3 separate regions of the Homo sapiens genome follow, and all the other regions are linked to region 3. A link is a contact called in ENCODE Hi-C data. All regions are on one chromosome and are shown on one strand. The core of a region is the stretch at or near the end of the contact, and the rest is flanking DNA. Distances in the headings are between cores, read along the strand shown.

Region 1 (2,700 bases), core at 164-2,663, 2.4 Mb after region 3:
GCACTCCAGCCTGGGGGACAAGAGCGAGACTTCGTCTCAAAAAAAAAATTGGAACCAACTGTTTTTTCAGGTTTCAGACATTTCTGTAAACCAGTAGAAAAGCTGGGAGGCAGACAGGCGTGGTGGCTTACGCCTGTAATCCCAGCACTTTGGGAGGCCGAGGCGGGTGGATCACCTGAGGTCAGGAGTTCAAGACCAGCCTGGCCAACATGGTGAAACCTCGTCTCTACTAAAAATACAAAAATAAGCTGGGCATGGTGTTGGGCATCTGTAATCCCAGCTATTTGGGAGGCTGAGGCAGGAGAATTGCTTGAACCCAGGAGGTGGAGGTTGCAGTGAGCTGATATGGCTCTGCCCCACTCCAGCCTGGGCAACAGAGTGAGACTCCGTCTCAAAAAAAAAAAAAAAAAGAAAGAAAGAAAAGCTGGGAGGCCTGAGATTTTGTGTCTATTATACCTAAGGGATGAAAGAGTCCTGACCTGGAGACCCGAAACAATGTTTGGCTGCTTTTTTCTTTGTCTCTTGTAAACCAACATCAGCAATGAGCAGGCCACCTCAAGTGTGACTCAATCAACGCGAGGCAGGAGGCATGCAAAACAAAACAGAAAACTCCTGGCAGCCTTAATATAGCGATTTTTCTAGCAATCTACATGACTATCCAGGCCCAATGCACCCCATTACATATGCAAAACATCTGACGTTTGTGTAACAAGCCCTTAACCCCTGGCTGTTATTCTTATTTCCAAACTGGGGTGCATCATTAGATAAATGCAGAAATCAAGAACCGTCGCTCCTAGTCAAGCGTCTGTGGCTCAGTTCTCAGAGCCAGGCCAAAGGAGTAATTATAGCTTTCCTCTATAGTGTACGGGGCAGGAGGCTGATTTAATAAAGGAAGCCTACTGTCTGTCTCCAGCCTGGCTCTGACTCATGGAACGAGGGAGTCCCAGAGCACTACCCACAGAGGGTGGGTGGTGAGCAGCTGAGGGTGGGAGGTGAGGGTGGCCGCTAGCAAGGCCTGGGCCCAGAGCCCTGAGAATGAGGAAACTCCCTGCTTGGCCAGGAGGAACCTGCAGCTGGAGCCAGAGGAAGTGAGGCTCAGACAGAGCAGCTGCTGTTCCAGCAACAGCAGCAACTGCCGCACCCTTGAAAGGAGGCCCCTGCCGTGTGGACCCGTAAAATAAAATGGGTTAGTAATTTTCATATTCAGAATTGATTGGGGGAAACGATCGAATTGCTTCTAATGGGGATGGCCACCTTTGTGTGCTGTACCAGGGTCTTTGGTTTCTTTTAGGGGCCTGGGTCGATGGAGTCTGGAGTGATGAGCGTTCGGTTAATTTGGTTTCTCACTTTGGCAGCTAATTAGGTCTTCACGACCACAGAGAGAGTTCTGAGCTGGGAGTGGTTTCAGCTACACCGAGGGGGACGGCCCGCTCTGGAATGGATTTGTGTTCCACCTTAGATAGGTCACCAGAGGTCATCTTATCCTTCCTTCTGCCTCCAGCTGCTTTCTCCTTCCTCCCCTGACAATCAGCCAGACAGAGGCAACCTGACCTCTTCCTCCTCCGGACTCCTCCGGGCGGGAGATTCGGCTCCACCCCTTCCCTTCCCGCTGAGTCACACACCTCCCAGTCAGGTGATCCTCCCCTGGGCCCTTCCGAGAGCACCTTGACCTATATTCCGTTCTCTCCATGACAGCAGACTCTAAGAGTCCCGGGAGAGAGCCCGCCAGGCCAGCTGGCGTGGTGCCCTGGCAGCCCCAGACTGCAGACCAGGCGCCCCGGGCAGCGGGAGGGGGTGCTCCCACCCCAGAGGCCTGGAAATGGAAAGTTAGGAGGCTGGTGGCTGTGTGCAGGGCGGGGGAGGAGGAGGTGGGGAGTTGAGTCAGCTGGGAAAGCTGACAGCCACTGGCGGCCGCGTGCTTCCTCCCCTCCCTCTCTGGGCTCCTCAGCTCCCTGCCAGGCCCTGACCAAGCAGGCTGCAGGGGATGAAGCGGTGAAGGGCAGATGCCATTGTGGCTGGGTGATACTGCAGCCCACGGGGAGAGGTGAGGAATTGTGCAAATAATGGGATAAACCTACATGACTCACCCGGAGAATGTGAGCCGAAGAAAACTTCTCCTGCCACAAGGACCGAATTCCCATTCCCAAATTATCCACAAAATGGCCCCTACTTATTTTGTCTATGGGTTCTTTGTGCAGTTGCTGCCTGTACAGTCTTTGTGTCCTCTGAATGTGAGGAGAATAGGGCTGCTATGGGAAAGGAAATTAAAAGAGAAGTGATCCTTGGGTATCACACCTGTAAAAAGCGATATTAACTGAAAATCACTGTTCCTTTTGAATTAGAAAGCACTCTGAATTTAGACTCATTCGTCTTTTTTTTTTTTTTTTTCCAAAAGACAGGGTCTTGCTCTGTTGCCCAGGCTGCTGGAGTAAAGTGGCTGATCATAGCTCAGTGAAGCCTGGGACTCCTGAGCTCAAGTGATCCTCCCGCCTCAGCCTCCCAAGTAGTTGGGACTACAGGCATGCACAACCATGCCCGACTAATTTTTTAATTTTTTTGTAGGGATGGAGTCTCACCATGTTGTCCAGGCTGGTCTTGAACTCCTGGGCTCAAGCAATCCACCCACCTTGGCCTTGGCCTTTCGAAGTGCTGGGATTACAGGCGTGAGCTGCCACCCCCAGCTTGAGTAGAATCTACCTT
Region 2 (2,700 bases), core at 114-2,613, 2.1 Mb before region 3:
TAAGGGCTGCACATTCCTTCTGAAGCAACCTGTGATGTTCTTAAGCGTTATGTAAATGTTAGTTGTAGGTAATATCAATACAAAGAATAACGCTATTTTTTGTTAACATATTAAATATCCGGCCGGGGTGGCTCCCGCGTGTAGTCCCAGCACTTTGGGTGACCGAGATGGGAGGATGACTTGAGTCCAAGAGTTCGAGACCTGCCCGGGCAACATAGTGAAATCCCCTACCAAAAAAAAAAAAAAAAATGAGCCGGGCGTGGTGGCGCGCTCCTATAGTACTAGCTACTCGGGAGGCTGAGGTGGGAGGATCACTTGAGCCCGGGAAGTCGAGGCTGCAGTGAACTGAGACCGCGCCACACTGCACTCCACTGTGGGTGACAGAGTGAGACCCTGTCTCAAATAGAAAAAAATAGGTAAACATAAATCCTTTCTTTCTGACATTCTCCGAGCGTTTTATTACTATTAATAGTTTTTTTCCGATTCTCAAGAGGAACTGAGATCCCAAAAAGGCTCAGAACTGCAGTAGTGGAGGCCCGGGACTGGGGGATAAAGGCTTAGGTGGTGGACGAGGCTGCGGGCCCAGCAACAGGCCTTGCGTACCATCCTGGGGGCCGGGGAACTGACAACAACAGGCGACATGCGCAGCGCACCCGATCCGTGCCACACGCTGTGCCTGCGCTTCATACACATCCCCCACTTTCATCCTCGCGACAGCCCTCTGAGGTAGGTACTTTCGTCAGCGCCACTTTACAAATGGGGAAACTGAGGCTCCGGGGATCAAGCCGCTATCCAAGGTCACATGGCTCGCGAGCCGAAAAGGCACGTTCGCTGGCTCCCGAGACTGCGTTCCCAACCCAGGCGCATCGCGGCGGACGGCGGGGGCGGGGAGGAGCGGGAGCCCGGAGACCCGGACCGATCGAGGCCGCGGGCGCGCGGGGGCGGCGGCCGGACTCACCTTGGCGCTGTGCACCGCCTCCTGCGCCCCGCAGAGCTGCAGCCAGATGCGCGCGGGCAGCGGCTCCTCAGCCCCTAGCGCGCCGAGCACGGCTAGGCTCACGCCAAACAGGCCCTCGATACGGCCGCGGCTCTGCTCCAGCAGCTCCGCCTTCTCAGCTGGCGCAGTGAACTCGTCCAGCACCGCCCGGGCCGCCATGGCGGGCGCGGCCTCCCGCGGCGGCGCCGGGGGCCGGCGGCGGCGACGCCCCCTCAGCTTGCTGCCGCTGCTCCCAAGCCAGTCAGGCGGCGTCGGCCCTTCCCGGCCGCCTCGCCCCCGCCCGCGCCCCGCCGCCCGCCCTCAGGCCCGGCTATACCATCCCGCCACGACCGCAGCAGCTTGGCAATTGCTGGCAGCGAACCCCTCCGCCCCTTTGCCGCCGCCGCGGGCCGGGCCCCGCCGCCGCGCATGCGCCCCGGCCGCAGCCGTCATTGAGGCTCGCCGCCCCCTAGGGGAAGGGAGTAGGGTGAAGGCGACGGAAGTTGACGTCACCCTCAGTCGCCATGTTGGTTGAGAATAAAGGGATGGTTTTGGAGGCCTGGGCGGACTTCTTTGATGAGGGGAAACCGCTTTCGCGGGATCTGGTGGATGTAGATATATGGGTTTATAGTTGGGGAAACTTAATTGCCAGGAGGCGAGACTGAGAGTGTCACAGGGATTGGACTTGACCTCAGACATCTTGACGCTCAAACCAGGATTCTAGCAGTTGAGTTATTCAGTTTCACGTTAATCCACAGGCAGACGGGACTTTTCTTTCTCTGTTTCTTCCCTTCCTCCCTACCCTTTTACCTTCTTAGCTGCCCTTCTCACTTTTTTCTCTTTCCCTTTTTATTTCTTTCAGTAAAAATGGTAGCAAGAAGAGAAGAAAATGGGCATACTTACGGAGAATTGAAAATCAAAAAAATGATTAAGATAAATTCAAGAAGGCCGGGCGCGGTGGCTCACGCCTGTAATCCCAGCAGTCTGTGGGGGCAGAGGCGGGTGGATCACTCGAGGTCCGGAGTTCGAGACCAGCCTGACCAAAATGGAGAAACCCCCGTCTCTGCTAAAAAAAAAAAAAAAAAAAAAAAAAAAAAAAAAAAAAAAAAAAAAAATTAGCGCGGCGTGGTGGCACATGCCTGTAATCCCAGCTACTAGGGAGGCTGAGGCAGGAGAATCGCTTGAACCCTGGAGGCAGAGGTTGCGTGCGGTGAGCCGAGATTGCGCCATTGCACTCCAGCCTGGGCAAGAAGAGCGAAACTCCGTCTCAAAAAAAAAAAAAAAGATAAATTCAGGAGAGTGATTTCTTCTGTGAGGGAAGAAAGGGGATATGTTATGGGAGAAGCCCGAAAAGTGGGAGTTTGGGGGCTCACTCATGATCTTCCCTGGGACTGGAGCAAATAAACCCTAACCCCTCTCCAGGTCTGTTTTCTGATCTGTAAAATAAAAGAGTACACTCAGTTATCTCTAAGGCCTTTTCCAGGCCTTTATATTCTCTGAGTCCATGAAAACAGATTGTGGAAGATAAAGTGTTGGATTCCTTTCCTTCAGCTAAATATTGTGGCTATAGTAGATAGGGGCTCTGGGAATATTACCTCTCTCTGTTTTAATTTTTCATCTATAAAATGTAGATAATAATAGTACTTCCTATTGTGAATATTAATACAGCACCCAACACTGTAAGTGCTCACTGAACATTATTATTGCTAACTTAAGCAATATAT
Region 3 (2,700 bases), core at 89-2,588:
GGAGGAGGAAGAGATGAACCTTTCCTGAGCTGGTACTGCGTGCCAGGAACTTTAGCTCGGTATTTTGCCACAATCCTGTAAGACAACCGATACTATGATCTCCATTTTACAGATGAGGACATTGAGGCTCAGCGTGGTTGTGACTTCCTCAGGTCACGCAGCCACTGAATGAAAGCGCCAAAGATTCAAACTGAGGTCTGATTCTAAAGCTTTGCTCTCTCACGGCATCCTGGAATCCTATTTCAACCTTCATCTGGACTCTTAACCCAGCCCAAACCTAAGCGTCTACAGTTTTGACAGCTGAGGCGGGAGCACGGGAGGCGGAGCTGGTGGCAGCGCAGCGCCCCGCCCCGGCTCCAGCATCAGCCAATGGTGACGCGGCACCCACAGCCTTTCGCCCAATCAGCTTGAGCTTCCCGCCTCCATCCGCCGCTCTTCTCTGCCCCGCCCCTTCGCTTTCCCTTTGGTTCCACCGAGCTTGACAGAGCGGAAAGTCCCTTCGGCCGGCGCCGGGCTGGCAGCCATTGGAGGAAGGTCTGTCACAGGGAGGCCCAATCACGGCCCGCTCAGGAGCGCAGCTCGGCCTACGATTGGCTAGCGCGGCGGCTGCCCCCTCCGCCCCCGCTCCCTCCCTCTTCCCTGTGCGGTTCGGAGGCGGGGCAGGTGGGGGCGGGCCCAGGTAGCAGGTTTGGCTGCGCGGGGGCCGCGCGTCGGAGGTAAATACTAGGGCGGTGGGTGTGGGGAGCCGGGGCCGGCCCGGGACGCGGGCTGGGGAGCCGGGGCGAGGGGCGACGCCCCGCCGCCCGAGGTTAGTGAATGAGCGGGCGGCTGGCGGCCGGCGGGCGGCCGGATCCCCTCGGCGCAGCCGCCTGGCCTCAGGGCGTCCGGAGCCGCCGCGGCGACCATCGGGCCCTCGGCGCCGGCCCGTTAGTTGCCCGGGCCCGAGCCGGCCGGGCCCGCGGGTTGCCGAGCCCGCTGACGTCAGCCCGGGTTTCCCCCCCCCACCGGGGCTTCCCCATCCCCCGAGGCTTCCCGGGAGGGCTGCGAGTCCGGGGAGCGTGCGGGGTCGCCACCATCGGGACCCCCAGAGGAGAGAGGACTTGGGGCGGGAGCCGCGCGGGACGCTGTCCCCCTCCCGCCCCCCACCCCATTTACAGATTGGGAGACTGAGGCACAGGCCGCTGGCGGGCCCCGACGGCCACGGTTGGCCTCAGGAGCCCGGGGCTGTGATTCCTACCGACCGCGCCGCGGGGCGTACGTACCGATCGATTTTGCGGGTGTTGGTGGCTCCCGTCCAGGAATGGCAGTCGGGGTTCTGGCCTTGTTAATGGCGTGTTCTGCTTTTTCTTTCAGTTTCCCCCTTTCTAGGGTGAGGATGGTTCTACACAGCCACCCGGAGTTCCTTAGTTGAAAGGTGCGCCCTGCTGTGACAGGTATTCTTTCTTTATGTTTTTCTTTCATGTTAACAATCGAGGGGGGTGGGGGGCGAATGGGGGGCGGGGGCGAAGTCATGAAATCTTCAGGAGATGGTGTTGAGTTTGGTACTCAGCTGGGTCAGCTGCCGGTTATTCATGTACTTGGCATCGTTTCTCTTCCACCCCTTGGCATTTGAATGTTTTAGGATAGTTGTCATCTTCCAGCCACCAAGCCTGTGGCCTTGCAGTCTCCCAGCCCCCATCATCCCTGCCACCTTCTTCTCCTCAATTTTTCCTGGAAAGTTTTATCCTTAGCTCAGCTAAGGAGCATGCCTACCTTGCTTTTGAATTCGGGCTAATTAGGGATCTTAATAAGATTGTTCATTTTGCAATCATTGGCTCTCAGAGAAGCACCCAGGCCTTGAGAGGGTGTTCGTTTGATTGTTGGCTTTCTACACACCCCCTCACGCCCCAAGTAGACTGAATGGCCTTAAGAATTTAGCCTCCCATTCCCCACTGAGCAGTAGGTGGATTTGAACTAGAACAGTATTAGGAGAAAATGATTTGCTGGAAATTCTTATTGAAGTAACACCCAGAACATTCTCTAATATTCTGCTGCAAAATTGTATAGTATTCTTGCAAATAAACCTTCCTCTGGGTGGTAACTTTTGTGAGAAGCAGATAAGGCTTGTTATATAAAGCACAACTAACATTAAGCAGCAATGATTTTTATAGTCTGGCACACCTAAACTGTGGTTTTGTTTGATTTAAGGAAGTCTCCAACACAGGGAGAGAGAAAGGAATAGTTATGTTGTTTATCAAACTATTAGTATTTTGTTCCTGATTTTCACACTATGATTTAAATTAGTTTTTTTTTCATTGGTTGTACAGAATTTATAAGCATCATACATGCTAGTTGAGGCTGTAGGAAGCTAGTATCAAATAAACCTCAAAACAACTTGGTTTCGTAATTGTGAAATTTTCCGTATTTGTTTCTTCTTATATGTATAACAATGAAGTGGTTTAGCATGATTTCATTTTATCTAGAGAATTACTGAAGTTTTAGGCAAAATTCATTAAATACTCCCAATTCCTGAGTCTTTTTCTCTTCTCTTTCTCTTGGTTTAATCCCTTAAACAGGAGGAGGAAATGCAATTTTGTTTTCACTGTTACCACTTGAGTCTTTCATTCATTTCTCTGTATTCAGTGCCTAGCATATGCCAGGCTCTCGTGTGGGCACTGGATAATATAAAAATGAAGGACTTGGGGAATTCACAGTTTGGCA

The links. A loop is a pair of places that touch in the nucleus more often than their neighbours do. Pooled maps may share reads with other maps.
Region 1: a loop to region 3 is called in a pooled map, with 4 times the contacts of the local background. The contact joins the enhancer-like site here to the promoter of CYLD-AS1 in region 3. A Hi-C loop is called at or near these places in 3 of 50 pooled maps.
Region 2: a pooled map shows a loop between it and region 3 (14-fold over the local background). The contact joins the promoter of N4BP1 here to the promoter of CYLD-AS1 in region 3. A Hi-C loop is called at or near these places in 11 of 50 pooled maps.

What each region holds. Positions count from the first base shown.
Region 1 is chr16:53,098,083-53,100,782 of GRCh38, forward strand. The region is part of intron 1 of CHD9 (chromodomain helicase DNA binding protein 9); the gene reads left to right. Among named protein-coding and RNA genes, the nearest start is that of CHD9, 44 kb to the left of the region's middle. RefSeq lists enhancers at 788-917, 876-2,075, 978-1,027, 1,118-1,197, 2,148-2,247 and a silencer at 1,738-1,847. Within about 2 kb of position 1,414, at least 40 of the 41 ENCODE cell types and tissues checked have a DNase peak (open chromatin) inside an H3K27ac peak, as active enhancers do.
Region 2 is chr16:48,608,817-48,611,516 of GRCh38, forward strand. N4BP1 (NEDD4 binding protein 1) reads right to left here and starts at 1,364. Exons shown (of 7, transcript NM_153029.4): 1 at 959-1,364. The coding sequence starts at 1,156. LOC124903687 (a long non-coding RNA gene) reads left to right here and starts at 1,494. Exons shown (of 2, transcript XR_007065063.1): 1 at 1,494-1,702; 2 at 1,839-2,397. RefSeq lists enhancers at 495-544, 1,495-1,544, 1,555-1,634 and a silencer at 855-1,454.
Region 3 is chr16:50,741,409-50,744,108 of GRCh38, forward strand. CYLD-AS1 (CYLD antisense RNA 1) reads right to left here and starts at 1,339. Exons shown (of 7, transcript NR_184279.1): 1 at 1,263-1,339. CYLD (CYLD lysine 63 deubiquitinase) reads left to right here and starts at 678. Exons shown (of 19, transcript NM_001378743.1): 1 at 678-716; 2 at 1,354-1,433. It overlaps MIR3181 (microRNA 3181), which reads left to right and starts at 897; the gene lies at 897-969. RefSeq lists a silencer at 493-1,092 and an enhancer at 1,333-1,432.